Regions from separate parts of the Homo sapiens genome. Here region 2 is linked to region 1. Evidence: chromatin loops called from intact Hi-C (ENCODE). Cell type or tissue: PC-3. All regions are shown on one strand. Links, peaks and the distances in the headings refer to the core of each region. The heading gives the core; the rest is flanking DNA. Region 1 overlaps FBXL13 (F-box and leucine rich repeat protein 13). Region 2 overlaps FAM185A (family with sequence similarity 185 member A).

Region 1 (2,922 bases), core at 313-2,812:
GAGGAGAAGCACCAATTCCTAGTGTTTACTGATTTCTGTGGTGTAAATAATTCCACTGTGGCCGATTTTAAGCTATCAACACAATGTCATTGAATGTGGAGTTGGGAAGAGATGCTAACAATCAACTCCCATGAGCTGTGCAAGCTGGCTCCAGTGACCACTGTGGGAGGTCCCTGAGGTTTCTCTAACACTGTTTCAGGAATTACTTAAGATCCTCCAGTCCTGTAATATTGAATACCACTCAGTTCTTTCTTTAGGCATTCTGTACTATGATATATAAGTGTGTGTGTATATGTGTGTATGTGTATATATATGAATATATGTACATGTATGTATGTACATAAACATAGAAAAAGAGTATTATAAAATCCATAAATCATTGGTGAAAATCTGAACTTACAAAGTAGATGATTTGGGAGCCATTTTTTTGTTTTGTTTTGTTTATAGACAGGGCCTTGCTCTTTCACCCAGGCTACACCCAGCTACATAGTGTGATGATAGCTCACTGCAGCCTCAAACTCCTGGGCACATCCAGCTAAATTTGAAAAATCTTTTGTAGAGACAAGATCTCACTATGTTCCCCAGGCTGGTCTCAAACTCATGGCCTCAGGCAATCCTCTTGCTTCAGCTTCCCAAAGTGCTGGGGTTATAGGCATGATCCACTCTGTGTGACCCAGGGTGTAGTTTATATCACATTACAAATTATTTTTTAACTTAAAACATATTTATTTTCAATCATACATTGAAATGGCTTTTTTTCTCCTTAGAAATTGAAGGTAATATGACAGCTATGCATATCTTCTTAGGGACATTTATTTTACAAATGAAGTTATACCTTTAGTAGGCAATAGATAGAAAAGTAGGACCCAAAATAAGAATTTTGTTTGGCTCTTCCTTCTAGTTCTTGCCATTGAGAGAATATTCAGAATAGATACTACTTGATACTGATTTTTTTGCCATATAAAAAAGTATACTAAGTTATCTATGATAAAAATACATTTCATAATGATTCTCTGTTTTTGCTCTATTTTCCATTGTTTCAAATATGCTTGGGTATGCAAAAATGTTCTCGAAACTGTAAATAAGCAGAGAAATGTTGGTTGTTTCTGCTGTCATTCTCTCTTCATTGCTTTTAGTATTTCTTTCCAAAAAAAGTACTTGCCAAGAGAAAAATGTAATTTGTTTGTCCTTGGCAACAATGATTTGCCAGCTTTTTATTTGAATATTTTTTCTCACTTCTTTGGGGACTTGTTCAGTTTTCTAAAGTTGAAAATGAGGGCTGCCTAAAGCTCATGCCCATTCCAGGAAATTTGTTGCCTCTAAATGTTTCCGGAACTAAACACTTTCTATTTATTCCTATTGTCACAACCTAGGTGGCACTCTCAGCACCTCATTTGGCACAGTATCCTGGTGGTGCTGCCTCTGGTCTCTCCTCCCTTCAATCTGTTCTATCTCACGCTACAAGAAGTGTCATCCTGGAACAATCTTCCTATCATGTCTTTGACATGCTTAAGGTCTAGGTTCTTCCCTTACTCTTCGTTGACATTCTCCAACCAAACTTCTCTGCCTAGGTTTCCCAAGAGAAGCCCTTAACTCCAGTCATCTGATTGCTGCATGCTTCACATTCTCTATAGCTGCAGTGCCTTTCTCCTTCTCATGGCTAATCTACAGCCTTCACACCTTAAGTCTCGCCATCTACCAGAAGTCTGCAGTGATTTTTCCTTTTCCTGAATTATAATAACAACCTTCTTTCACTTGTTCACCATGTATTGATCAACTAGTATGTGCAAGGTGTTCTGGGCATACAGTGCTGAGTAAAGCTATTATGATCTTTGCTCTTTAATTGAGTCTTAAATGCTATAGTGGAGTAGTATCCAATTGTTTTTTATATAGATGAATTGACCTTTCAATTGGCTTGGAAATTTCTTATTATCAGGAACTATCATGATCTATAGTCTCACCAGTGCCTATCAAAGTGGGGCAGACAAAGTAAGCTGTTGTCTTGACTGGACAACTTCAAGGTCTACCCTGTAAATAGAAGGCCAGATCACTCCATTTAGGTTTTCTGCAGAATTCTATTACTTGAAATGCCTCTGTGAAACCAGAGAGCCCAACACTCAACTCAAAAGAATCCACATGCAAATTCCCTCTTTTACAGAGTAGGCCTTGTCTTGGTGATTTTTTTCAGAGAATTTTTTATTTAAATACATACTTTTCCATTCATCTTAGTAGTAAGTCCTTCAGGTGTTAGAAATTTAACACAAATGACTTCAATTCTTTAATGGAAAAAAACCCAAAAGAAAGGAGAAAAAAAAATCTTTGTAGTTTCTATAAGAATTGTAATTTCTCTAAAGATTATAGTGGTAGCAGAAAAATAAATAAATAAATCACAAAGAGAGGACTCACACCCCCCCCCATAAGAAACAGTTATCAAATAATTAGAAAAAGATAAAAACAAGCTGTAAACATTGCCTCAAAGCAGAATTAGAATTACCAAGTGTTCTCTGGGCTGGGAAAATGATGAATCAGATCTTACTCATGTAGGGGACACGCGTCTTTGCCAAAATTCAGAATAAAGAGTATGAGTATTGCACAAAATTTGCCACCTGTGATTTTGCTGTCAACTGACACTTTTCCCGTCCCTAGCAGCTTTAAGTCTGCAGAACTGTAAATCCCTAGAAAGGCCTACAGGGCCACCCAAGATTCCTGAGCTTTGCCTTCAAACTGATGGTTCCATGAGGTTCCACTGTGAAAAGAGCTATCCAGAGATTTTCAATCCAGGAGTCACTTAGTCTAATGAACAGCCTCTTTTATCTAAACCAGAGGTTCTTAGCTGGGGAGCAGTGGATTCCCCCAAGAGGATCAGGGATAGAATTCAGGAGCTCCATGAATTTTAATGGGGGATATAAAAAACTCATCTCG
Region 2 (2,922 bases), core at 205-2,704, 130 kb after region 1:
CCGAGTAGCTGGGATTTCAGGCACCCGCCACCACGCCCAGCTAATTTTTGTATGTTTAGTAGAGACAGGGTTTCGCCATGTTGGCCAGGCTGGTCTCTAACTCCTGACCTTAGGTGATCCACCCACCTCGGCTTCCCAAAGTGCTGGGATTACAGGCGTGAGCGACCGTGCCCGGCCGGGCTTTTACATTTTTAAAGGGTTATTTAAAAACAAAAAAATATATGCAACAGAGTCCATATGTAATCTGCTAAGTCTAACATATTTACTATATGGTGTTTACAGATAAAGTTTGCAGATGAATGGAAAGAAAACCTGATCTTCTTTTTTGGGGCAAACATTAACAACATTGACATCTGATTACCCATGATACTCTCAAGATCTTATTCTTTAACAAAAAGGTGGGGAAATAAAAACACCATAAAAGCGGCCGGATGCAGTGGCTCACGCCTGTAATCCCAGCACTTTGGGAGGCCGAGGTGGGCGGATCACGAGGTCAGGAGGTGAGACCAGCCTGGCCAATATGGTGAAACCCTGTCTCTACTAAAAATACAAAAATTAGCCGGGCATGGTGGCGGGCGCCTGTAGTCCCAGCTACTCAGGAGGCTGAGGCAGAAGAACCCCTGGAACCCGGGAGGCAGAGGTTGCAGTGAGCCGAGATGGTGCCACTGCACTCCAGCCTGGGTGATAGAGAGAGACTCCGTCTCAAAAAACAACAACAACAACAAAAAAAAAACACCATAAAAGCACTATGACGTGAAAACAGTTCCTACATTAACTCCCTGTCAAAGTATTTTTAAGCAGATACCTATAAGCCTTAGAGCATTCTTCATTCTGTTATTGAATTTCTTCCATCTGGTCCTGAAATATATATACATTGCTGACAAATTCATGTGCTCTAAGCTTTGAAAAACCAAAAACTTTAGTGGGTTCTAAAATCAGAGCTATTTCCAAGAGTTAGTCATATCAAAAGACTGGATTTTTCCCGATTTGGAGAGAAAACAGTGTCTCTAGATTTTTAAAGTGGCATCTTATGAGCTTAGTCCCATTTCAACCTCTTCCAACCCATGAACGAGTATTCCACTATAAATAACAATTCCATTGTATGTTATTACCCTCTGTCCTTTAGACAAGCTAAGAACTCTTTTCTGACTTGGTGGTTTATTTTTATCCCAAATGAATTTATGTTGTATATGCTTTATATTTCCAGTTTTACTAAAATGAGGTAAACCCAGTAGTGCTAGCTTCCCTACTATCCAGACAATGACAAACACCAATCCGTTCACTGGCAACGCACTTTACCTCTAATATTCTTTGAACATTTAAACATCTAAATTGTGGAGTTGTAAAGACCAAAGGACTTTGTACAACATGCATACCTGGGCTTGGAGACTTGATGTTTACCACAGTCAAGTTTCATATCTAAGTTGATGAACCAAGTCTAAAACCTAATAGAGAAGCCAACTTATTAGAAGCATCTTACCTAAGCCACTCACAACATGTTAAATTTGCCACACATGGGTAGAGGACAAAACTTAGAATCAAGACTCTCATGAAGATTATAGAATGCAGCCCCAATACACACTTGTGCATAGCTTTTTAGTAGGTAAATGTTTCAGCCTGAGAGTCTCAGGTTTCCTTTTGACCTCAGAATAGCACATAATACGTGTAAATCATGGTAGGAATTATACACCTGAGTTATTTATCAGTGACAGCAATAGCAAAGGAAACCATGGAGCAGGAAATCAAATAAAATTATAGAGCTGACACATCAAAACCCTGTGGGAAGCTGGAACCTAAGGGAATAATTTTACTGGCATGGCTTCTTGCAGAGATTATCCAGAAGTCATGCTGCAGATAAAATCCAGGCTTTTAGCAATAAGAGTATTTCTATTTTTATCCCTCATGGGCTCTATGAGGAAGGCCAAGATGAGCTGAGCTCAGCTGCCTATAATAATAGCTCACATATAAAGCTGCTCATTATTTCCAAAATTTGGTTTCAGATTGGAAATCTCCACAGAAAAAAGCAATCTGCCCTGATTTTCTAGGCCTCTTAAATTATTTCATCCAGTTGATACATAAGGCCTGTGGCTGACTGGGTACCAAACAGTTTTAAAACCAAAATGAAATATGGAAGTTTCTCTTAAACCCAATCACCTGTTCATACTCACAGCTCCCTCCAGAGACTGCTGCTCTCTTCACCTGAGGTCCATTATTACTTTAATGGATTTAATTTGCTATCAGAGACAACATACAGATCCATCTGGGGACCAACCTCATAGGGTAGTCTGTGCTACTCTGCAAAACGATGCTTGATCAGTACCTAGATTCTTCCACTGTGAACAGGAAATAAACTCATCATTCTGCGATTTGGCCCTTCCTGGTTCAGGAGGTGGGGCCGGAGTATAAGCCATAATAACAAGTAACACACAAAAAGAACTCAATAGGCTAAGGCGCTTCATAATAACCAATGAGGTAAGCATGCATCTTCCTCATAGCATTCATTCGTCTTTATATTCAAGCAAAAGTTACTGAAGGCCTATTTATTTGCTGAGTTTAAGATAGCTCACTATGGAGTCCAGGCCCCTGTACTCCTTCTGCTGAATTACTGCAGTAACCTCCTAAAAAGCAAAAGTTGTTTTTTTCTCCTTCATCCACCATTGTTCTTTCTCATCTATCCCCACTCAACATTCAGAGTGATCTTTCTAACACAAAAATCTGATTATGTGAACCCCAAGTTAAAACCTTCCAAGGGCTTCCCAATGCTCTTAATATAAAATCCAAACTGTCCCATATGATCTGACCTCTCCCAAACTCTCCAGCCTACTTTTATGCCACTTTCCCCTTTACTCTCTATACTTTGGCCATATTTGACTTCTCTCACTTCCTCACCCCTGTGTTCTCACAGTACAATGTACATACGTT

Evidence for each region. Peaks named below come from ENCODE experiments on the same cell type or tissue, not always from the same donor. Only the 100,000 strongest peaks of a DNase experiment are listed, where the experiment ranks them.
Region 2: it touches region 1 in a loop (7-fold over the local background); 1 of 110 quality-filtered maps calls a loop at or near these places.

What each region holds. Positions count from the first base shown.
Region 1 is chr7:102,916,286-102,919,207 of GRCh38, reverse strand. The region is part of intron 11 of FBXL13 (F-box and leucine rich repeat protein 13); the gene reads left to right. All of the region lies in intron 1 of LRRC17 (leucine rich repeat containing 17), which reads right to left. Among named protein-coding and RNA genes, the nearest start is that of LRRC17, 4.7 kb to the right of the region's middle. In PC-3, for the core only: a CTCF peak has its summit at 1,427; a DNase peak (open chromatin) is centred at 2,567.
Region 2 is chr7:102,791,012-102,793,933 of GRCh38, reverse strand. All of the region lies in intron 7 of FAM185A (family with sequence similarity 185 member A), which reads right to left. Among named protein-coding and RNA genes, the nearest start is that of FAM185A, 43 kb to the right of the region's middle. In PC-3, for the core only: no CTCF peak of the experiment used is centred there; no DNase peak of the experiment used is centred there; H3K27ac peaks cover 747 bases.